Regions from separate parts of the Mus musculus genome. Here all the other regions are linked to region 1. A link is a loop called in an ENCODE intact Hi-C map of the cell type or tissue named here. Cell type or tissue: gastrocnemius. All regions are shown on one strand.

Region 1 (5,000 bases):
TGTATTTACTGGTGGAGGAATCATTTAATTGAGCCGGCAATTTTTGCCAGGCAATTTTAAACACTCAGCATGCATTTGTCTTTGTATTTTACATAAAACTAGAATGATAAACCTGTAAACTCCTTACAGATTGGGAACAGAAGCAAACACAGTGTGAACAGCCACATTTCCTTTGGTAGAAATGGAGGATTTTGAACCTCCAGGCTTGGGGTGTTAAAGCTCACAGCTAAGAACTTGTTTTTGTTGGGAATTATGCTAAATTATGGTGAAAGAATTTCAGTGCCGTTTTTAAAAGTAGCAATAGTAGCCACATAGCTTACCTGTAATTCTGGTACTTGGAAAGTAGAGGCAGGAGGAGCGCAGGTTCAGGGTATTTTCAGCTGTGTGGTTGGTTTGAGGCCAACCTGGTCTAATTGAGACCCTGGCTCAAACTAAGTAGAAGGTAGTGGAAGCATTTAACATGGGCTTATGGTGGAGCTTCAGGAACTAAACTTGTTCACTTCCTCACAGGCTGTTGAAGAGGCATTTGTACCAGTTATCAAACTCTGTTTTGATGGAATAGAGGTAAGGCCCAGTCCTAGTGGGCAGCTTTTTGGTATGGGCTGTTCTGGATCTTGGTTCATTTAGATACAATTTTGATTGCCAGTAAGAATTTGTGAGTTGGTTAATACCAACAATTTTTTTTCCGGAAATGGGTGTCCATTCTTTGTAGAGCGTGTGTATTAGGTAGACTCTTTTCTAACTCTTTAAGCGGAAGTGGGAGCAAAGGACTTAGGACTGAGGCTACTGCAAAATAGTTCTGTGGTATTTTCTTCCCAGGTGAACTTTGTGTCTAGTTCAGGCAATAAGTATGCAGTCTGTTTATCCAAGTAGCCTTTTTACTTAGGTTAATTTGTATAAATACTTTGAAGAGATAGGGGCTGTGTGAGCAGTGACATAGCGTTAAGTTGTTTCATAGAGTTAGTGCCCCGCCCCGCCTAGACTCTTTGGAGCACAGAGTCGTCGCCGCAGAACTGATTCTCACTTCCCTTCTGTAATCACAATGGTGTTGTGATGACCTTGTTGTGATGATAAAGCTGGAGATACTGAAAGAATGATCGCTAGCTGTTATTTTTTTAAAATATAGTTGCAGGGGCAGTTTTTAGAATTACTATATAAGATACCTAACTTATGAAAGGTTGAAATGTTGGGGTTTTTTGTTGTTGTTTTTGGGTATTTTTTGGGGTTTTTGAGACAGGGTTTCTCTGTGTAGCCCTGGCTGTCCTGGAACTCACTCTGTAGACCAGCCTGGCCTCAAACTCAGAAATCCGCCTGCCTCTGCCTCCCGAGTGCTGGGATTAAAGGCGTGCGCCACCACGCCCGGCAGAAATGTTGGTTTTAATAAGTGGCCAAAATTGTTAAATTTGGTTAAGGATTATATTTGCATAGTTTTGAGTTATAGACAGTGTTTAAACATAAAGATATCTGTAATTAAAATATACGGTGACTATTTACCTATTGTTTTGTGTTTAATGTGAAAATAAATGTGTGAGTTCCATTCTGAGCTCATTGTGAGTGAATTTGCTCATATTTTGCTCTCTTTAAGTGTGCAGCCAACTTACAGCTCCTACAGATGTTAAACCAGAGCTTAATTTCAGTGTATGCATTCAGTGTCTACTTAAGCTAAGTAGACTTGTTAGCAGTTGAAACGATATGTACTGTTTGTTGGGCTCTATTTTATATCACCGTTCCCATGCTTTAGCCTCTGTTTAATGTGCCTGTGTATACAGCATGGGCTTCTTGTGAGGTTCTTGTAGCCATTGCAAGGTCAATGAGAGGGCTTTAAGAATTTTTTTTAAATAGAAAATGCCATAAAAGTAGTTTGACAGATATGGAATGTTAGATTTTATTTTTGTTTTAGATTGATATTTTGTTTGCAAGATTAGCACTGCAGACTATTCCAGAAGATTTGGACCTACGAGATGACAGTCTGCTTAAAAACCTAGATATAAGATGCATAAGAAGCCTTAATGGTATGTAAAAAAGCCTGCTTCCTTTTGTGAAGTTGAAGGGCTTTTGGTCAAATAGTAAATAACAGTTCTTAAAACATATGCTTTGTAATGACGGTTTTTGTAGCCAGTGTAAATGCGTAATGGATATACTAAAACACTCTTTACCCTGGATAGACTACAGAGCCGTGTCTGGCAGTTGATTTGCTCACTGATGACCTTTCACTTTCCCCGCTATTAATGGTATATTACATCTTTAAAAAGACCGACATTTATAATGTTGCTAGTGATCGAGGCTTTACTGTATGTAGCCCTTATTAATTTGCATTTGATAGTTGCTTTATAATCTTATCAGATAAGTGTAAAGGGTTTTCTCTTTTTAAAAATGTTAATATAGCTCATTACCAGTGCTTTGGGATAACTATTAGAAGCGTAGATGGACTAACTCCACTCCTCAGGAAAGAGTTGTACGTAAGGCTGAGGCTGGGCAAACTGCCAGGTGTGGTAGCTGTGGTTAGGGATTCGGCTTGGAGCAGGAAAGAGCTGCTTGACTTCATGCCTTCTGACTTTTAATGCCTTTTAATTCACATAGTCATTCCACCAAATAAGGCTTTAATTTGAGGGTAGTCTTAGAAAATTGATGATGATACTATTGTAACACCTGAGGCTTAATGTTGTTTCTCTCACTCCCATTAATCAGGTTGCAGGGTAACCGATGAAATTTTACATCTAGTACCAAACATTGACAACTTCAGGTTAACTCTGAGAGCCATCAAACTGTGGGCCAAACGTGAGTTCAGAATTTGTTGGCTAGCTTATTAAAAACATTGAAGCTCTTCATCAACACTAACTTAATCTTTTTGCTTTTCCCTTATCAACAGGGCACAACATCTATTCCAATATATTAGGTTTCCTCGGTGGTGTTTCCTGGGCTATGCTAGTAGCAAGAACTTGCCAGCTTTATCCAAATGCAATAGCATCAACTCTTGTACATAAATTTTTCTTGGTATTTTCTAAATGGTATGTTTTTAGATTATATTACAATAAAATTGATTGTAGACACTGAAGTTTAGTCTTATTTCTGTGACATTTCTACAGCTGGTTTCAGATTTCAATTTTAGTTTGTGGGCTGAGGGGGTAGTGCTCAGTGGTAGACTGCTTGCCTGGCATGCACAAGGCCTTGAGTTTAGTCACTAGTCCCTCCAAGAACCTAACCAGTTTTAGTTGAAGATACAGCTACCGTGTTGGGAAGAGACATTGTGTGTGAAAAGGAAAACCTAACTCCTTAGTTTCTTTTCCTTAGCTCTGCCACCTACCCTCCAAATACACTCTGAACTTAGCCACTGTAATGTTTTCTGCCATCTGCTCTGTTACTAGGGTGGGTAGAACTCACACACACCATTCCTTTCATTCTGATCACTTCTATCCAGAGGCTGTTTGTGATTGTGTTTTACCTTCAGCCATCATTAACTTGGTAAAACCTTAAATGTGTCACTTCTATAACAGTTTTTAAAAAAAAATATGTTAAGTGACTGAAAATAAATGGAAGTCACTGGATCTTTGAGACTTGTTAGCCCAGGAGAGATCTACTAATTAAGATACAAATGTTTTGGATTTAAGAAAAGTCCAAGACACTGCCAATTTGAAGTAGTTACTTTGATACCAAGAGTTGGGGTTTTAGTCAAGTTAAAGAGATTTATCTTTCATATTGCCAGCACTTTCCTTTCTTAATGTGAAGAAAGACTTGTTCCTTTGTAGTCACTTGGTAACAGACTCTGGATTTAATGTGTAGCAACTGCTCTGTCCAGTATAGTTGTGCTGCTTTGCCTTTGTCTTGGTGAGTGAGGTGTGATCAGGTCAGACACAGAACCATGAACATTTCTAGTAGGCCAGCTTGATTTATACTAAGCAAGAGAAGCACTTTTCATTTTTGATCTTTATACCCAACTGAAGTAGCATTAATACATTTTATAACATGGCTGTATTATATAGTACTCACAGAAGCATTGTCCTTGTTAACCTTCGCACCGTGCCTCTAGTTACAAGTCACTTCCATGTACCCGTTCAAGGGACTAGTGTGAAGACAGGAGTCTTTTCTCAACCAGGATTAGCCCAGTTCAAGGGTGAGGTGGACCTACTAGATGTCTCGAGGTGGTGCTTACTGTTTGAATAGTGCTTTATCAGTTCCCCCGCAGAGCAGATGTCTGACATGATAAAGCTGTCCTGATTTGACTTCATAGAGCAATACTGTGTAAACAGAAAGCAATGAGAGGCTGTGGTGTATATGCCAAGTGAGTGAAGCAGGGTTGCATTCACAAATGCTGTATGTTTAACAGAAACGTTTAGATGCTAATGTCCAATAGTCTTATCAAGTGCTACAATCTTTTTGAACAGGGAATGGCCAAATCCAGTGCTATTGAAACAGCCTGAAGAATGCAATCTTAATTTGCCTGTGTGGGACCCAAGGGTTAGTGTATTATTTTTTCCCCTACAAATTCACACTATTCAATAACAAAAGTCACCTGCATAAAGGAGGAGGCCGCCCAGTTCTTACATATGAGTGGACACACCCATATTTCACTTGTTATAGATGACCTGCTCTCTAATTGTCCTCCGGTGTGAGAAGTGTAACGCTGTACTGTAAGCCACATTTACTTGTACACAGTTTATACAGATCTCACTAACAACTTATTCCATATAGCACTATCTTGTAAGTCAAAGTTGTATGGGCGTTTGTGCTTTTAAAAAAAAAATAAAAGGATACTAAAAATCCCTGTATATTTTTTTATTTGCTCTAAGTATTTGTTCAGTTGGCTTGTTTTAGAAAGTTCTTGCATAGTGTTTGTATGCAGCATATGGCTCCTAAGCAGGATTGCAGTGTCCGTGCTATAATTGGAAACTCTGGTTTAGGTGTTTGAGAGATGCAGAACTGTGTCAAGGAAGATCACCCACTTTGTGGAAAGTTATAGATAGCATTTACTGCTTAGACTTTATAGGTGTCAGTAACGCTAG
Region 2 (5,000 bases), 160 kb before region 1:
TTGCTTGTTAGGTATATTCTTTTTGTGACAGAATTTCACTATGGAGCCCAGATTGGCTTCACATCTTCTGTCTTCTTCCCCAAGCCTGGTAAGTATTGGAGTTGGAGGTGTGTAACCCCACAGCAGGCAGAATATTTATTCAAAAATTAGTATACTTTATTTATTTACATATGTGTATATATGGCTGTGTGGTACATGTGTGGAAGTCAAAGGACAAATTGGGGGAGTTGGTTCTTTTCTTCCATGACTGGATCCCAGGAAATGAACTCAGGTTATCAGGCTTGGTGGCTCTAAAATCAGTGTGTTTCAAGTAAAACTGTTCTTTGTTCCAATGGACTCACCTGTAATCAAGTGCACAGCTCCAAAGATGGACATGGAAAGTTGTAAATGAAGTTGGAGGGTTATATCCCAAAACAGGTTCATCAGCAATATTCAAGAAGTTTAAAATCTATAATCACAAAGACATAACTACCTGCTTTAGAAGAAATAACATTTTGCTAGAACACATTTAACAAATACGTAACAGAGTGACTTAAGATACTCTAAGAAAACACTGTTGTTCTGAAGGGATTCATTGTGAAAGTGTGTGCCTGACAGGGATGCGGAAGAAGAGGAGAGATGCATTTACCTGTCTATAGCAACTGTCTTACTATGTGTGTGTGCTTATCCCAGTCTGATGTCTTACTGTGTGTGTGTGCTTATCACAGCCTGTGCCCCTTACATAACACAACTACAAGGCTAAAGTGGAACTTGAAATGAAGAATCACATCCAATAACTGAATGCCACAGACACCTTAGAAACCCCATCTTACGTCTGTGGTCATGCCACCATAAACACTCTCAATCTCCTCCAGTCTTGGAAGCTAAACAGGACTAGACTGGTACTTAGTACCAGGATGGGAGAAAGCCCTATCTTATGAAAATAAAAGTATGCACAATCATACAATTGACATATTGTTCAGAACAATTCTTGGAAAGTCTTTGTTGAAGATTACTTTTCAAAAATCTGGTTTCTTCAGGAGGCAGAGCTAAGGAAGTAGGAACTTGAGTGTCATCCTCGGCTTCCTTAACTCTATGTCCTGGACGTCTGCTGCATTCATGTGCTGCTGGGTCCAACGCAAGGCTTTGCAGTCTAGTGGGCAGTAGAACACTCAGTGTGTTTGAGGCTCTGGGCTTAGTCCCAAACATGGAAAAAATAAGTAGGTAGGTAGGTAGGTAAAGGTAGGTAAGAAGGCAGGAAGGCAGACAGATAAAAAGCATATTGTTAACCCTAACTCTGGTTTAAACTCTATCTCTGGTTTTCAGAACTCAGCACCACTGCTGCTCTCCCAGGCTGGGCACTCTACATGCGCTTCTTTTCCTGACTGATCTAACAGCAGCAACGCTGACACTGAGAAGCTATAGGGACTGCAATTTGAGCAAAAAGTCACCTGCCTTCTGGACGTCATGACTTGTAAATGCTACTAAAGTACTTGACAGGTGACAGCTCTTACCTGCTCGTGCCAACTGAGTCCAGCGGGCAGCACCCTGTGCTGTAGAGTGGCTCCTTTCAGCCCCACAGCCACGAGGAACTCCTGCGCCACAGAACAGCACAAAGAACCACATTAATCCACAGAATCCCCAACTCAAATTTTTCTAAGAAAACAAAGGTGTTGCCACCCATACAGTCACCTTGGAGAGCAAGCAAATCAATAAGCCTAGCTAGCAGTGTGAGGCACACACCTTCGTGTTGGACTCGGACTTATCAGACAGTATCTTCACTGCGACTGAGAGCATATTCAAATTGTCTCCCCCAACCCCATCTGAGGCAGTGCGGCTGAGGCCATCTTCTTCAGAGGAATAAATTGTAGGTTCCAGCCAGTGTGGGCGGGTGGAACAGGGCAAGCGCGTCTCTGTAGGGAGAATGGCTCCATCTACTATGCCTAGACACACGTTGAGATAAAAACACCAATATGATCACTTGAAATTAGCTCCGTAATTGTTTGGACTTTCACAACTCACAACGAAACTCTCTGTGCAGGCTGAGTATGCTTTACCCAAGCTACTCAGAATCTGAAGCAGGCAATGTTCACATACATTAAATGAGACATTAGGGAGAGTATAGTTCTGGACATGACTCATTTTTGTCTTGTGTACTCTTCAGACAACAGATTCAGGGTCATCCATGCCCGACTCTGGCTCACCTGCGCCCTGATGTGCCCATCCCAAGAGTCAGGCACAGAAAACCCACTGCAGCAGCTCACTATCAGAGACAGCTGAGATTCAGAGCATTTCTAACATAATTTCCAGGACAAGTCTGCATTTCTTTGAACCTTGTTGGGGGCACAGAGGTCCTAGTGCTCACAGACAACCACTAATAAGCCAGGAATGTTAATATACAGGGTTGTCGCTTCAAAGGAAGAGATATATAACCTGTTCTCTGCCCAGGAGGCTGGAAATGGAGTCAGTTCATGGTCTGGTGACTCCTATGCTCTCCTTAGGGCCATACCTGGTTCCCCAGACTCTTACAAACAGGACTGGAGGTAGGGGATTCTGCACCATCTGCATAAGATGGTCTATCTATACAAGCCATCTCCATGGAAGAAATGACATGCACTTTAAGAAGAGTTTCACTGCACACAGGGTTGTTATAGCAGGAGACTGTTCCAAATTATGTTGTACTGAAATATGCCTCAAATAAACTGCCCAGTGTCAGACTCTGCAGTTTGAACCACACTGGCTACTGATGTGTGTTGAACTAGACTTTCTTCGTGCCTCACACCATCAATTACTCTACTGGTGGTTGTGCTTGCAAAGATCCCCACAGAACCCAGCATGGTTCTGGTGGCATAGGGCCAAAGGCCAGCATGGCAGCAACGACCTACTTCTTTGTGATTGTTGGTAAAACTGAGGGCAAAAACTCAGAAAACAAACAAACAAAAATAAACTAAGATTCTGAAATACTAGGAAAACAAGATTTTCATTTCTTTGTGCCTATTCACAGAGTAATTCAGGCAACAACTCAAAATTTCTAAGTTTTAGTCATGTGAGGTAGTGTGTACTTACAGTCCTAGAACTTGGGAGGCTGAGGCAGGAGAATCTCAAGTTAAGAACCAGTGTTGGCTATACAGTAAGACCTTGTCTCAAAACAAAAAAATTTTAATCTATAAGTATGATTTTGACAACAAAACCAGAACTCCCAACAGAATACAACTTACATCAACATTGTATTCTCAAAACTGTCCTTAACAGATAGGAAATTCACTCGCCAAACAGAGGAGAGGAAGATGCACAATTCCCTACCTTTGTGGTACAGCCTGAGGCTGCTGGAATGCAAGCAGATGTAGTGCTTGTCCTCAAAGCCCTCATACTTTGTCACGCAGAAGAACGAGCCGCTATTGAATTCTAGCCAGAATTCACCATGCTTACTTTCCATCGGATCTCCATTCTCTTGCTAACAAAACAATGGGGGGTGGGGGTTACAAGTCACTTTTTATTTCTTTTGGTCAAATTTCAGTACTGTAGATAGAACCTAAAACACACAGTAGTTGCACATAGTAGGTAGGCTCTTGGTCACTGAGCTTCATGCCCGACAACCATTATTTAAATGCAGAAAGAATGTGTCTTGGCATGCTCATTCTGACTAACTCAGGAAATTCTTCCACACCACACAAAGCAGTCTGATTCCTGAGCCATCTGATACAGTGGGACAAAACGTTGAACAATGTGTGTGCATAATGTGAATAAGTCCTCTGTAACAAATAACTGTGCTTCACCCTCTTTTAAAACGAGACCAAAAAAGCTACAATTACTGCCCTCACTGGCAGACTTAGCAGGTGTGTCTACAGGGAGGCTACACGGCCTGAGAGCAGCAGAGAAAGCAGCTGTGTTCCAGCTCTGGCATCCTGGAACACTGCTCCCCACCCCCACACTAAGACAGCTTCACCCCACTTCACTATAGGAGACTGCGCAGCCATACCTTCACATCAGTGAACACTGCCATTAGTCCATGATTGATACTCAGAAGCACTGAGAGGAAGCTCTGAGAGTTCTTGTTCTGAGAGTCCAACTTTTTTTTCCTACGGGAACGATAGTTGGGATCAACAGCAGAAAAATACTGCAAAGTCTCTTCTTCAGATCCACTGTCTTCATCTACGCAGGGAAAAGACCTACGATTACAGGTTCTGACAGCTAAGCAAGGCAGCAGCTCACAATGATCACAACAGTACTTTGCATTTTCACAAAGGACAGAACCATGAGGGAGAGGGGCCTCTAAGTGAATATCAAACATGTACACGATCACTCCAAAGATTCCACGTTTGAGCAGCAGAGTTCTTGTCAGCATAGACACAGACATGGGGAAAGTTATAGAAATTTCCAAAGAAATTATAGCATAAAAATAGAAAACAAGTCTGAGACTTAGAAATAAGGTGCTTATACCAGAACCAATGTAAAAATACATTACCATAGTGAACTGCAGATTTAAAGGGACTGAAGCTATCTTTGCTGAAGGTATTGATCAGCTGACTGGCCACGGAGAGTCCGATGCCATAGGAAACGTTTTCAAGTGTCTCCACTGGTGAAGGCGCTGTTGGCTCCCAGAGAAGCAAGTCGTTAAAGATCCTAGACACAGAGCACAAGATGAACGGGAAACTTGTCAGTGCAGACAGACGGAGAACCCTCTTCCCAGGATCCTGTGTGAAGTAAGGTTTCAAGCAGAAATGGAAAACGATCCTGTGAAGGGGCTTTAAAACAGCAGTTCATGCTTTTGATGGGAAAGCAATGGCAGAGAAAGGAATCTGAGACTGGACTCTAATTAGGCGTCACCTAGTGTCAGCCATGTCAATACACTGAACGCCCTACTCACACCGCTGAGAACACTTTAAAGGTGAGAGAGAACAAACTACAGAGGAAACCTCAGTCAGGTATAGTGAAGCATGCCTTCAATCCTAAGAGGCAGAAGCAGTCTCAGGCCAGCCTGGTCTACACAGCAAGTTTCAGACCAGCCAGGGCTGTACAGT
Region 3 (5,000 bases), 150 kb before region 1:
CCAACCTGGGACACAAAAGAAAACAGGAAGGGCAGGCGGATGGGGTGGAGAGGAAGCGGGGAAGCATCTCCCCACGGCCAAGCAGGGTAACTCCCTGCAGTGCTCGCCACGCTTCTCTTTACCTGCTCATTCTCAAACATCACTCGACGAGAGGAAAAGGGAGACGGGGCTGGCCGCCTCAGGTCACAGACATCTTTCAGGGAATGAGCCCCTCCGTCCTCCTCCTCCTGGTAGTGACCATCATTCTCTTCCTCTTCCTCGGCTGCTATTCTCTCCAAAATGGAATGCATGGCTGGTGGGTTTATTTTCAGTACCATTCTGATTGCAAAGATAATTTGAAAAATCAAGATATAAGTATAAATGGCAACATGTTTACTTTCTGCAGGTTACATAGTGAACACTGATTACATGTCGATTTGATAAGCCTGATCTATAAGTATAAAGCCCATGCCTACTGTAACCCACTTACAGACGGGTAGACTTCACGACATATAACGCAGTAAAAACAGAAAGGAAGGCCACTAGCAGTGGATTCTTACCAACTCAAAGGGTAACTTTTTGGAAATTCCATTACATCCCTACATTTGCTTACCGTGGCCAGTCAAAGTCATCTGACGATGCGGTGTCTCCATCTACTCCACCAGACACATGGAAGAACTTGACAGATGGCCCTCCCTTCTCCTCCTGGAACGACCCTATGGAACCAAGATGGCTTTACTGCCACGTGCGTTTCACGTGCTGAAGATACACCATTCTCAGCTCTGCAGTGCTTACTCATTGGTCCTAACTTAATGTGGCCTGTGCTAGGCACAATGTTAACAAATGGGCCAGTTTTTATTCACATACAATTCTTACTAGTATTGCATGTGTGAGACGCATAATTATAGTAAACATGTCTAGTCACTACCTACTGAGTACTGGTAAAGATTTCCTGGTGTGCACTTGAGGAATTAGGGAACCTCTTTCTCGCCATCTTACTCCTTTGAGGCAGAAGCATGCACTTTTTTTGTCTAAGCTGGCAGGCAGCAAGCCCCAGGGACTACCTTCTACCCACTCTTGGGCACAGGTGAGACCATGCTCAGCTTGTTATGTGGGTGTTGGTATCTGAACTTAGGTCTTCGAGGTTTTACAGCAAGTCCTCTTAACCACTGAGTCATCTCTCTAGCCCCAGTTATTTTTTCAGAGAAGAAAAGTTTACAGCTTAGAGCTACAGCTCAGAGACAGAGCAATTGTCCAGCATGTAAAACTCTGAATTCAGTCTCAGTGCGGCAGAAAAGATAAAGATAAGCTTATGCAGCTAACTGAGCAGTAAAAACATAAAGATACAAGCATACTTTGATGTGTACTTTGTATATGCATGCTAACTACTACACTGGCTTCTCCCTGCCCTTCATAACCTTCCTGTAAAACAGAAAGCTGCAGCCAACAGCAACCAGGGATGGCAGAATGCATGTAAACATCCACTCCTGAATGCCACTGGCAAATTCCCATTTAAGTATCAACAAAAACTCATCAAACTCAGAGATCAGAACAGCCCAGGGAAACTCTGACTGCTGAGGGGTGTGAGGTGAGCTGGTGACTGGAACAAGAATGCAGCAGATCTGTGTCATATTTTACCATGATGTCCCCGGAAAGGCTGTATTGTAGTGACAGAGGACTCAGGTATCATAGTTGCCTTTACCACTGTGAGCTAGGGAGACACAGCCTCTTCAGCCACAGATCAGCAGTGACAATTAATTGCTGCTGGAAAGGACAGCATGTCTGTGACCTGCATGTACAGGTCTGGCAGAGTGGTGCCCAGGCTACCCAGTCCCTATCACACACAGTAAGTGGTATTCGATGACAGAAAATGCTAACACACTCATTCCTAGATAGAAGATAAGAAGGTCACCAAAGCAAACAAGCATTGCATTATTTTGTTTTGTTTTTAATTCTCCACACAATTCTGGGAAGGGGCTATTGTTCTATTCTCTAACTGTGCTCCCAATTTTGCCATTTTAGGTTGTGAGGAGCGGTGTTCTACATGAAGTCTGCTCTGTGAACACACACGGAACAGGTGTGTTCAGTCTTACCAGATAGCTCTCGAAAAGTCAGCTCCAGTTTAGTTTGTTCTGGGGTGGATCCTCCCACGAACTCTGTCTTGGACTCCAGATCCGTAAATTCTAAATGAAGGGTCTCCTTCTGAAGTGACTTCTTAAACCAGGGTCCTCTTTCCTGGTCTGATCTTAGATCAGGAATAGGGAAGCGAACAGACAGGTGCAGGGCTGGGGTGGCAACTTGTACGGACACCCGACGGTTTGCAGGACTGTGTGAGTCATCTAGGAACACTTCCGTGAAAGCCTTGTGCTGAAACAGGATGAGGAATACTCAGCAGTTCAGTGTGCGCCATTGCCCTCCCCACGGGCCACAGCATCCACAGTTCAAACAACCCACTACCATATTAGCACAATCAAGTGCAAATGTAACAGCTACTGCCCATTCAGACCTGTTGGCAACAGCTGACTCTTCATATAAAAGTACACAAACATGAAGACAGGCACTACTGAGCCTCCCAAATCTCAGCATAAACTATAAGGAAAAGGTATAAACTAGCCTATTAACAAACTCTATAGGGTTAAATGTAAATATCTTAGCCTATATGGACGTGGCACCTGTCAATAATAAAACTGATGACCTATGGCTTAGGCAGGAAATAGGTGGGATATACAGGAGGCAGAAAGAATTCTGGAAGAGTGCCAGGTGAGGAAAATTCACCCGGGAAGATGTGATGAGACGGACACATGTTCCCCGAGCACAGGTAACCAGCCAGGTGGCAGAATGTATATTAGAATAAATGGGTTATTTTACATTATAATCTAGACAGAGAAGAATGTAGCTTTCACTACATTGAGAGTGTATGGCCAAGGTGTTAGTAAATATATTTTGAGTCTGAGTCTTATTTCTGGAAGTATGAGGCTAGAACGAAGAAGCAGATCTAACGTCTACAGTTAAAAATCACTGCTATACGCAATGGTCAAAAGCATCCATTCAAACAAAAGTTGATTTCCAATTTTCCATAAAATGTCCTCCCTCTCACATAGCTCCCTGTCATGACAGCCCGGCATGGGCTTCATGTGCTGTGCGCCCACTGGCTCTCCTCCACAGCCCTCCCTCTTCTAGCTGGTGCCCTTGCTTCTCTCAAGTTAGAAACCATGAGTTTTCATAAATCTATCTCTTCCCTGTTTGGTTTTCTAACATAAATTCCACTCTCAAATCTCCAATCAAAACTAAGGAACTCCAGGAGATGATGTAGTCATCCCAACACACCCGAGCTTGTCAGCAAATGTAAGAGACCGGCCCACAACTTAAACAACAAGAAGCAATGAAAACTAAGGAAGGAATGCTGCTCCAACACCAGGAACCAAGGGCAAAACTGTGCCTGCGGGCATGCATTGCTGCACTGCTCTGCCCACTACAGCCGCCTGCTAGCCTGCGGGCACGCACTGCTGCACTGCTCTGCCCACTACAGCCGCCTGCTAGCCTGGGACTGGTCCTGGTCCTACAGACCAACACTGCAGCCACCGAGCCCCAGTGTAGTTCCAAGTCCACACTGCATACTGGACCCCGACAAGAGTGACACAGTGGCGCAGTGTCAGCCCCGCTCTCCACAGCACTCCTGGGCTGACTGACACAGTGAGGCGCAGTGTCAGCACCACTCTCCACAGCACTCCTGGGCTGACACAGTGACGCAGTGTCAGCCCCGCTCTCCACAGCGCTCCTGGGCTGACACAGTGACGCAGTGTCAGCCCCGCTCTCCACAGCGCTCCTGGGCTGACACAGTGACGCAGTGTCAGCCCCGCTCTCCACAGCGCTCCTGGGCTGCCTGGTCTTCCCTTCCACCTGGGTCATGTTTATGAAATGAAACTTTGAGTGTGTTACAGGACATTTCAAAATCCAAAGAAAGAAATCTGACCCCACTGCGCCACATGTTGTCAGCTCCCTGTCTAACCTTTCTTCTGTGTGTGACTTTCCTGTCTAGATTCCGTCTAACAGCAATCTAAGGGAAACCAGAGTGCCACGTGCCTGGAATTCCCATACAGCTGATACCACGCCGCAATCCTGTTAGGAGTGAACAACTGACCTCACTATTATCAGTGCATAGTGGGGTAGAGAGAGAAGGCAAAAGCTCAGATCACCAGGCAGGCGGCACTGTGCACATCTTTAATCCCAGCACCCAGGAGCCAGAGACAGGCAGATCAAATCATCCTTGACTAAATATAAAGTTCCAGGTTAGAACTGTGAGAGAAACGTAGAAGTCATTGCTATGTTAGGTATGGCGGTGCACGCCTTTGATGTCAGTCCTCGGAGGCAGAGGAGGGGGATTTCTGCGAATCTGAGGCCAGCCTGGTCTACATATGTAAGGACCTGTCTCAAAAAGTAAAAAGAAGAAAAACAATTTTTAGATAAAAATAATTTTTAAATATCTAATTTTTACTATTATGAATAATATTGCTCTCGTATAGTCAATTTAATGTATTAGGACCTTTCTCATAATAATTCCCCCAATAAGCATATTTGCTGAGTCCAGCATGCTCTTTGTAGGGTCAGAATGACATGGTTCCTGCCCTTGTGACAGGGCCAGCCAGTGTGAGCCACCATGAATGTCAGATGTTGATGGCTGCTGTGGGTTTAAAGCTTATATAATAATGTACATATTTTCACGGTCGGTCCTCAGAGGAATCCTCCCAGTTAACATTAATGATTCCATGATAATCAGAGACAGCATGAGTCTGGGAGGCAAAGGTGTGGCTAATGTGTCAGCCAAATGGTAAACACTGGGACCTTCAGGACAGCGCTTAAGGCTGTGGAAAAGAACTCTTAAAACATCATGAGTTTGAAAATACAGAATTTCTTAACTATCCAAAAACATAAGGATGAAATATAAGTTCTATAAGGGGCTTCACAGGCCTAAATGAGCAGAGGCAGCTGCACTATGAGCCAGCGTGTCAGAAAGATACTAA

What was found. Peaks named below come from ENCODE experiments on the same cell type or tissue, not always from the same donor. Only the 100,000 strongest peaks of a DNase experiment are listed, where the experiment ranks them.
Region 2: a loop joins it to region 1, with 2.1 times the contacts of the local background. A loop is called at or near these places in 5 of 42 quality-filtered maps.
Region 3: it touches region 1 in a loop (2.5-fold over the local background); 5 of 42 quality-filtered maps call a loop at or near these places.

The regions. Positions count from the first base shown.
Region 1 is chr12:105,806,655-105,811,654 of GRCm38, forward strand. It overlaps Papola (poly (A) polymerase alpha), which reads left to right. Exons shown (of 22, transcript NM_011112.4): 6 at 511-564; 7 at 1,901-2,012; 8 at 2,689-2,778; 9 at 2,870-3,008; 10 at 4,383-4,455. Among named protein-coding and RNA genes, the nearest start is that of Papola, 24 kb to the left of the region's middle. In gastrocnemius, no CTCF peak of the experiment used is centred here; a DNase peak (open chromatin) is centred at 2,482.
Region 2 is chr12:105,645,031-105,650,030 of GRCm38, forward strand. It overlaps Atg2b (autophagy related 2B), which reads right to left. Exons shown (of 42, transcript NM_029654.4): 19 at 4,445-4,602; 20 at 3,959-4,131; 21 at 3,283-3,433; 22 at 1,723-1,922; 23 at 1,494-1,574; 24 at 342-448. Among named protein-coding and RNA genes, the nearest start is that of Atg2b, 38 kb to the right of the region's middle. In gastrocnemius, no CTCF peak of the experiment used is centred here; a DNase peak (open chromatin) is centred at 2,823.
Region 3 is chr12:105,651,937-105,656,936 of GRCm38, forward strand. It overlaps Atg2b (autophagy related 2B), which reads right to left. Exons shown (of 42, transcript NM_029654.4): 15 at 2,073-2,346; 16 at 593-695; 17 at 123-318. Among named protein-coding and RNA genes, the nearest start is that of Atg2b, 31 kb to the right of the region's middle. In gastrocnemius, no CTCF peak of the experiment used is centred here; no DNase peak of the experiment used is centred here.